Linked DNA regions of Mus musculus: regions 2 and 3 are each linked to region 1. A link is a contact called in ENCODE Hi-C or POLR2A ChIA-PET data. All regions are on one chromosome and are shown on one strand. The core of a region is the stretch at or near the end of the contact, and the rest is flanking DNA. Distances in the headings are between cores, read along the strand shown. Region 1 holds the start of 1700039M10Rik (RIKEN cDNA 1700039M10 gene). Region 2 overlaps Xpo4 (exportin 4). Region 3 holds the start of Il17d (interleukin 17D).

What was found. Hi-C counts contacts between places; a loop is a spot of excess contacts on that map. ChIA-PET counts read pairs that join two places held with the same protein, here RNA polymerase II (POLR2A).
Region 2: a map of gastrocnemius shows a loop between it and region 1 (1.9-fold over the local background). The contact joins the enhancer-like site here to the promoter of 1700039M10Rik in region 1. A Hi-C loop is called at or near these places in 2 of 37 maps with a recorded cell type or tissue (gastrocnemius and heart). POLR2A ChIA-PET finds 5 or more read pairs at or near these places in 2 of 5 experiments (Patski and embryonic stem cell).
Region 3: a map of left cerebral cortex shows a loop between it and region 1 (2.4-fold over the local background). The contact joins the promoter of Il17d here to the promoter of 1700039M10Rik in region 1. A Hi-C loop is called at or near these places in 11 of 37 maps with a recorded cell type or tissue (adrenal gland, gastrocnemius, heart and 1 more). POLR2A ChIA-PET finds 5 or more read pairs at or near these places in 2 of 5 experiments (Patski and embryonic stem cell).

What each region holds. Positions count from the first base shown.
Region 1 is chr14:57,570,302-57,573,001 of GRCm38, forward strand. It overlaps 1700039M10Rik (RIKEN cDNA 1700039M10 gene), which reads left to right and starts at 1,313. Exons shown (of 2, transcript NR_152103.1): 1 at 1,313-1,384; 2 at 1,608-2,067. It overlaps Eef1akmt1 (EEF1A alpha lysine methyltransferase 1), which reads right to left and starts at 1,281. Exons shown (of 5, transcript NM_026526.3): 1 at 1,242-1,281.
Region 2 is chr14:57,606,289-57,609,031 of GRCm38, forward strand. All of the region lies in intron 9 of Xpo4 (exportin 4), which reads right to left. Among named protein-coding and RNA genes, the nearest start is that of 1700039M10Rik, 36 kb to the left of the region's middle. Within about 2 kb of position 1,386, at least 1 of the 3 ENCODE cell types and tissues checked has a DNase peak (open chromatin) inside an H3K27ac peak, as active enhancers do; it is gastrocnemius, where a contact is called at or near this core.
Region 3 is chr14:57,523,579-57,526,304 of GRCm38, forward strand. It overlaps Il17d (interleukin 17D), which reads left to right and starts at 1,251. Exons shown (of 3, transcript NM_145837.3): 1 at 1,251-1,343; 2 at 1,726-2,021. The coding sequence starts at 1,329.

The DNA of each region.
Region 1 (2,700 bases), core at 63-2,562:
ATTTCTATAAAAATCTTCTAGTTCTAGTCGGGCGTGGTGGTGCACGCCTTTAATCCCAGCACTCAGGAGGCAGAGGCAGGTGGAGTTCTGAGTTCGAGGCCAGCCTGGTCTACAGAGTGAGTTCCAGGACAGCCAGGGCTACACAGAGAAACCTTGTCTGGAAAAACAAAAAAAAACAAAACCAACCCCCCCCCCAAAAAAAAAACCCAAAATCAAAACAAACTTCTATTCCCATGCATCAGATCTACGAAAGCAACAACAAAAAACTAACAATACTGTATGTCAGAGTATCTAAGTACCTTCTCCAAGATATTTAGGTCAAGAGAGTTTAAGCCAGCAGAAAGAGAATGAAACAAAGTTTCTTTCCAGAGTCGTTAGTAAACTGCAGGAAGGGTAGCTGTACTAGTAGGCGAATAGAATGACCTGTCAAGTATGCTCAACCTGCGGCTCAGAGACAGGCACCCACAGTCACTAGAAATGACATTGTTCTCAACTTGTTTGTTCCCTGAGCGTGAACTCTGTAGATGACAATGCCTGGCAGATATTCTCTAAGTAATCTTATTGATTCAAGACAGTTGTGTTGCCTTGGCTGTCCTAGAACTTGCTCTATCTATCTACCTATGAATGAATGATAGGATTTCTTTGTGTAGCCTTGGCTGTCCAGGAAAATTCTCTGTAGACCAGGCTGGCCTTGAACTCAGAGATCTGTCTGCCTGTGCATCTCGAGTGTATAAAAATCGTGTGCTTTCATTTTCATACAAGTCTCTGCCTGAGGGAAGTCCTTCACTTCCTAAATACTGTTTATTATTTAAAGAAAGATTGTTGGGTGTGGTGACACGGGAAAAATGAGGGATCAATGAGTCTGAGTTCGAGGCCAGCCTGGCTATACAGTGAGACCATCTCAAAATAATAAATCCCACCATGACCTGAGATAAAACTTGCACAGAGAAAGCAAGCCACAAACACACAACAAGGTAAGTTTGGATGAACAGCCCGGCCAGCCAAACCCCATGCTAAGGCTCAAGGCTTCCTCGTGTCCATGCATATATATCCCTTCCCCAGGCACCATTCCGACCGGACCACTAAGGACTTGTTTCCGGCTCAAGATGTCCAAGAAGAAGGACCCCGCAGAGACGAGGCCCCTACTGGGAAAGTCTCCAAGGGTCAGTATGGACCCGGTTCGGAACCCACCCAAAACATCCCTTGACCCTCCGCCGCCACACTCCGTGGCCGCCACTCACCACTGACGCATGCGCAGTCGTCACAGTGCGGGGGTGGGGTGAGGGTTGGCGGGGACCTCCGCGTTTGCGCTGGTGCAGACCAGACGGTGGGAGCCAATGAGCGTCTAGTCCCGCCCAGTCAGCTTCCGGCTTCTACAACCCAGGTTTTAATTAGGTTGCGGTAGTCTGGCTGTTTGGTACTTTGGAGTCAGTCTTAAACCTTTCAAACCAATTAGTCTTTCAGAGCTTTCAGTGTTGAATTCACAGTATATGAACACATATTTTACCAATCTATCATGGTAGCTGGCACACAGTTTTCCTTAATCAAAACTAATGCTCCCTTTGATTCGGCAATTCTTAAATCACATGTAATCTTTTCTTTCCCAGGGACAGGCAAACTTCACTATGTTCCTGCTGTTCGGTTCTCTCTTTATCGATTTCCTGATCTGGCTGAAGGGCTTTAAATCACCGCTCAGATGCTGACGCCACTCAAAAAGCAGCTTGATAATGAACTGTCACAATTTCTACATACAGTAGTGTTTCGTCTGTAGAAACCCATACTTCATTTTGATTTCGATTTCTCTAAACGAATGACTACTCTATTAAACCAAATAGATCAAATCAAGTGTAACTTATCAAAATGGCAATCAAGAAAAAAAAACTATTGAAAAGGAAGAAACCATCTACTTATAAGACTCAAAAAAACCTGTTTTAAAGCAAACTATTTTGCACCTAATTTTTTAAAGCTTCCATTCCTTTTAAGTATGTATGCCACAATGATTATCTTCGTGTATTCAATTATATGCTATTTTTAAATATTAAAGTGTCTGAAGACACAAGAAAGCTCTACCTTTTTGGTTTTTTTTCAACAAGAGTTTCTTGATGTAGTTCTGGCTGGCCTGTATACATTGTAATTAAATGTTTCTCACAGATCATAAAATTAGTATCAAAGACAAACTAGTCTTTATTGAAGTGAAAAAGTTTTTCAGTCAAATTGGATCCAAAAGATGCTTTCAAATCACATTTTTTTTTAATAATTATTTATTATATGTAAGTACACTGTAGCTGTCTTCAGACACTCCAGAAGAGGAAGCCCGATCCCATTACAGATGGTTGTGAGCCACCATGTGGTTGCTGGGATTTGAACTCAGGACCTTTGAAAGAGCAGTCGGGTGCTCTTACCCACTGAGCCATCTCACCAGCCCCCCACATTTTAATTAAGGAATTATTTCTTTTATATTTAGTAATGGTGCTGAGAGAATACCTTGGAAGATCTCTTAAGATAGAAATATGTGGTCCTGGGTCCCTAGTGGTCAGGGGAGACAGGTAATTCTCTGTGAGCTTAAGGTTTAGACTACACAAGTTTATGGAGAGCAGGACTACATACGAAGACTCTGTCTCATAAAAACAACAAACTAACAGACTAACTAACTAACTGAGTTTTTCTTTTTCTTATTTATTTTTTGTGTTGGGACCAAGT
Region 2 (2,743 bases), core at 136-2,635, 36 kb after region 1:
CACCTGAGAAGCTACGGCCTCACACACAGTAAGATGGAAGGCAAGAACTATGCAGACAGCCTCAGGAGGAGGACGGCGATCAAGCTTCCTCTTGATTGTATCAAAAAACTAGAGCTGGTGAGATAGCTCAGTGGTGAAGAGCACTGACTGCTCTTCCGAAGGTCCTGAGTTCAAATCCCAGCAACCACATGGTGGCTCACAATCACCTGTAATGAGATCTGACGCCCGCCCTCTTCTGGCTCTGTCTGAAGACAGCTCCAGTGTACTTAGATATAATAATAAATAAATCCTTGAAAAAAAAAAAGCCAAACAAAAAACTGCCGTAGGAGTTGGAGAGATGGCTCAGGAGTTAAGAGCACTGTCTGCAACTCAGTTCAATTCCCAGCACCCTCATGGTGGCTCACAACCATCTGTAATGGGGATCCGATGACCTCATCTGGTGTGTCTGAAGACGGCTGCAGTGTAGTCACATATATACAATAAATAAATCTTTTTTAAAAAGTAACTGTAATGCTCATGAAAGTACAGTCAACAAAAACACATGGCACAGTCTGTTTCTGTTTCTGTCTCTGCCTGTACTGTGCAGTATGGCAGTGGCTCAGATGAGCATGATCCAAGTATGTTACATACACACGTGAAAATTACTCTTTATAGTTAATATACACTGTGCTTTTTTAAAAAAGGAAAAACAAAACACAGATGAAAACCAAAGCACAATGTTGGTTATAAACAATGGGAACAATGGTTCTATTCCTTCTATAATTTCCTCAAATACGAAGAGCTAACATTGGAATCCTGAAGTGAATAGGATCCGTTCTTCCCATAGAAACATCTGTGGCTTGTTTATATACTTAACAAGGCGTGTGCTTTGCAGACATCATTTGTCAAGTCTTAACAGTTTATCTTGCCAAAACAAACAGACTGGTAACATATCTAAAAGGACTTAGGAGTAGCACCCTCTGATCTAGTCTCAAAAAGAAAAACAGGATATTTTAAAGACCTACTATCGTTTTTTCTAAGTACATATTTAAAACACGAATCAAAATGTAAAAGTCTTTTTAAAAAATTTAAAACCTTGTACTCGTATTATTAAAGGAATTCTCCATAATGCCTCCGTTTAACCCTGCTATTAGGATGATCTCAAGTAGAATACACAAGACCTTATACACTGGATGGTGATTTAAAATAAAGACTGAGCTTCTTAGAAAAAACAAAGTTTTGGTTCCCTCTGTACACTAATAAAGTAACTCATCAGGCAAAGTGTGAGAAATCTGGTTGATGACAATTGGCAACTGGATCTTCCAGTCTAATCCCAGAGACGTGAAACCCAAGCTAGTGCTTTTTCATAACACCTTGGCTCTGTTCCATGGCCACTCTGGCCCAGATCCAGAGCCTGCTGGCAGCATGTGGACAGATGACTAAGGGGACCAATCTAGACTCTATGTGCTCATGCTCTGAGCACTGTCAGGCCTAGTGCCAGAAGGGCTTTGGAGAGGGGCTTAGAGCTTATGGGACCTACTTGACCCCACTTTACTCCATTTGAATATGAAGAGGGGAGTAGAAATCAAAACATGATTATCAGCACTGCTCCCTCTGCCTATAACTAGCCTGGAGATGGAGAGAAGTGAGGATGCAGAGCTTCAGACACAGAAAAAAGGGACATTTATGCTTTAATAATTTTGAGTATATACTCCCCAAAATAGTGAAATGACAGGATTCTGTTCTGATCTGGTCCCTTTCTGACAATGAAAATAATTTCAGTGACCAAAGCCCAACATCATTCTATAATTCCAAATACAGGACATTCTGGGAAGGGAAGATTATAGAGACCATAAGAGTAGTATGTCTCAATATGTGGTGCACACATTCAAATTCCATCATTTGGGAGGCAGGGACAGAGAGAGAGAGGAGAGAAAGGAGGAGAGGAGGGAAGAAAGGAGAGGGGAGGGGAGGAGGGAGGAGGGAGGGAGAGAGGGAGGGGAGGGGGAGAGAGAGAGAGAGAGGAGGAGGAGGAAGAGGAGGAGGAGGAGAGGCAGGGAGAATGATGTTATCACCCAGTAGTTGCCATAGCCTGGTGTAGAAGAATGAACAGACGAAGCACACAGAATTTTTACAGAAGGCAAATACTCTATAGGGTAAGATATATGCCATTATGCATTTGTCCAAATCCAAAAAACTTATACCACCAGGAGGCTGGACATGGTGGCAAATGCCTTAAACCTAGCACTTGGGAGGTAAAGACAGAAACAGGTAGATCTCTGTGAGCTCTAGCCTGGTGAACATAGCAAGTTCCAGAACAGTTAAGACTATATAGAGAGACACTGTCTAATAATAACAACAGTAATAATAATAACACAAATTTAGAGCACCAGAAATGAGCCCCGCGGAACCCATGGACTCTGAGTGACAACCATGAATCAATGCAGGTACAGCAATAACACAGATACCACTCTAATATAGGCTTAATGGAGCAGATGATGATAAGGAGGGAAAAGTGTATGAGATCATCCTGTGTTTTCACTCTGAACCTAGAGGTGCATTATTAAATATAGTGTTTACATTGCTACCCATCTATATAAACATAATATCAGATATTTTGAAAGTAGACTAATAAAGACTAACTTGCTTGTTGTTACAAACTTGCTTGTTATCTGCAAACAACTCCACATCTATCCCTAATAGTAATGATACCATGCACAACCCATCCCTCTGTACTTTCCCCCACAGTGAGCAAATAACCACT
Region 3 (2,726 bases), core at 1-2,500, 47 kb before region 1:
TTAATCTGCACCTATTTATAGCCTTTGCTCCCCTGTTTAATCACAAATGAATCTTATGCTCTACTCAGTTTAAGTTTTCAGTAACTGGAGGCTTCCACAAACTGGTCAGACACTGGAAGGTACTTTGTTGATTAGCACAGTGAGTAGTTCCGTGGAACTCTGGTAATGACAAGCTCGCCTCGAAAATACTCCTACGCTGTACCTTTCAAATGGAAAATTAGTAGTACTTGAGTGCTGATGTCTTTATTCCCGTTTTTTTACTAGGAAGGAGACAACGTTAACAATTTATGTGCGAGTCAAAGTGTTTCATAAACCCAAATGTGTTTACTAGGAATTGTAAAATGTTTTAAGCTGTAAGGTTTGAAGGGACTTTTAAAGGTAGAGCCGCTACAAAGTATTTCAGTTTTAAAACATTGAAGGCAAGTGTTTTTCTGCATAGCAGAACTGAAACGCAGTTAACCACTGGTTTACAACTTGGTTAAAACCCAAAGCTGCAAGCCGTTTTAGGGAGTCAAAAAAATATTTTGCACACTTTCAAAAAGCGTTCAGCTAGTCTCAGCCATTTCTCTTTATTCTCAAAGCGTAAATGCTCAAAAGTAATCATATTCACTAGCTGGATGCCTGGTAAGCAAGGCATTTAAATAATGAACAAGTAAGTGAGCAAGCTCTCTTCAGATTCAATAGAGTCCTTCATTTGAGCTGATTCCCCTTAATTTATTCACAGAACTTTAGGCTCATTTTACATGTCTGCTCACACAATTAATTACCATGATTGAGTTCTCCAACACTGTAAAACTAGACCAAGAGATGCCCATTTACAGCATGTGTCAGGTGGGGGAGGGTATTTATTACTCGGCCCTTAGCTGAATAAGAGGCATGGAGTCATTTTATGAGTATTTAAGGGAAAACAGCCTCCTTCTAGCCTAACAGAACATAACTGTTTTTTAATCTCTTGTATAATTCTTCGAACTATGAAATCCCAGAAGAGGAAGTGGTCGCAAGAAGGAGAGTCCTTCTAGGTTGGAGTTCATTCATTTCCAAGTGGCCTGTCCAGCTCCTGGACCGCTTCAATGTCTAGAGAAATCCGTTTCCTCTGAGCCAAAGTCGGCCTCTCGACTGCATCCCCGAGGCCCCACTGGTCCGTGCCGAGGCGTCGAGGCCAGTCACCACCTCCTCCTCCTCCAGCCAGGCGGACCGCCAGTCCACTTCTGTAGGGGCGACACCCAGCCCGCAGGCCACACGCCCCGCGTGTGCGGCGCCCTTATTTACTTCGCAGAAGAGCCTTCAGCCCCCCTCCTAACAAGTCTGGAAAGCATCACGGCGACGCGATGTTGGGGACACTGGTGAGCGCCCTCGGGGGTACCGGCGAGGCATGGCCGAGGCCGGGCTGGGGCAGAGGGACGGGGGGAGGACGGCGGGACGGCCCGGAGAGGCGTCTCACAGGCACTCGCAGCCCGCCGCGCAGCAGCCCGGCAGGCACACGCACACGTGCACGCGCGCCCCGCACCCGCCCCCCGCGCGGGCTCCGGCTCTGGGCGGCGGCGGCGGCGGGGGCCGGGGGCGCGCGGGCCGGCGGCGGGCCGGGCCCCGGGGACCGCGCGGGCGGCGGGCGGGCGGGGACGGCGCTCGGGGGCCGGCCCGCGCGGCGCCCATGCTCGGGGAGGGCCTCACGGTGTGCGGAGCGCCGGGCGGGTCCCGCGACGCTGAGCTCGGCCTGTCCCGCAGGTCTGGATGCTCGCGGTCGGCTTCCTGCTGGCACTGGCGCCGGGCCGCGCGGCGGGCGCGCTGAGGACCGGGAGGCGCCCGGCGCGGCCGCGGGACTGCGCGGACCGGCCGGAGGAGCTCCTGGAGCAGCTGTACGGGCGGCTGGCGGCCGGCGTGCTCAGCGCCTTCCACCACACGCTGCAGCTCGGGCCGCGCGAGCAGGCGCGCAATGCCAGCTGCCCGGCCGGGGGCAGGGCCGCCGACCGCCGCTTCCGGCCACCCACCAACCTGCGCAGCGTGTCGCCCTGGGCGTACAGGTGAGCGGGCCCGAGGGGAGGGGCGGGGCCTGCAGAACAGGTGGGTGGGGCAGGGTGGAGTCCGTTGGAGGGCGGGGCCGAGGGGCGGGGCGGAGCACGTGGTGGGCGGGGTCGGGTGGGGCCTGGGCGGGGCCCGGCTGCCACTGGAGCGGTATAGGTGGACGGTGCTTGAAGGAAGGGGTCGTGAGGGGGATCGGGTGGGATCGGCTGGAGCGGGAGGGGAGTGGCAAGACGGTCGGGTGGTGCTATGGAGATGGTGTAGTGCCCGAGGGGCGGGGTCTGAGGAGCGGACGGAGGTGATGGGTGGGGCCGGGTGGAACTACTGGGATGAACCACGGGGGGCAGGCCAGGTAAGGCGGGTGTCTACTGGTCCTAGAGCTCAGGGAGGGGCTAGGAGAGGCAGATGGTATAACTAAATTGGGAGCGATTGGTTTCTACAAAGGTCTGTCACGATCTTTGAAGAAATGCTGCTTCTGTATTTGTTATGCAATAAATACCAATTCTCTGCCAGATACACCATGAAGAACCAGGCCACATGACCCTTTTTTACAGGAGGCCTGTAGGAGTGTAATCTAGAAGTGCTGGGGCGCCGAGAGCTAAGAGGCACGCCCTCTGAGAGAGTGTCTGGGGAAACTAATATGGGGATAGAACCTCAGATGAGAAGCAAAGTTTCCAGCGTGAGGTAGCCTGAAGTTGAGGGAGGAA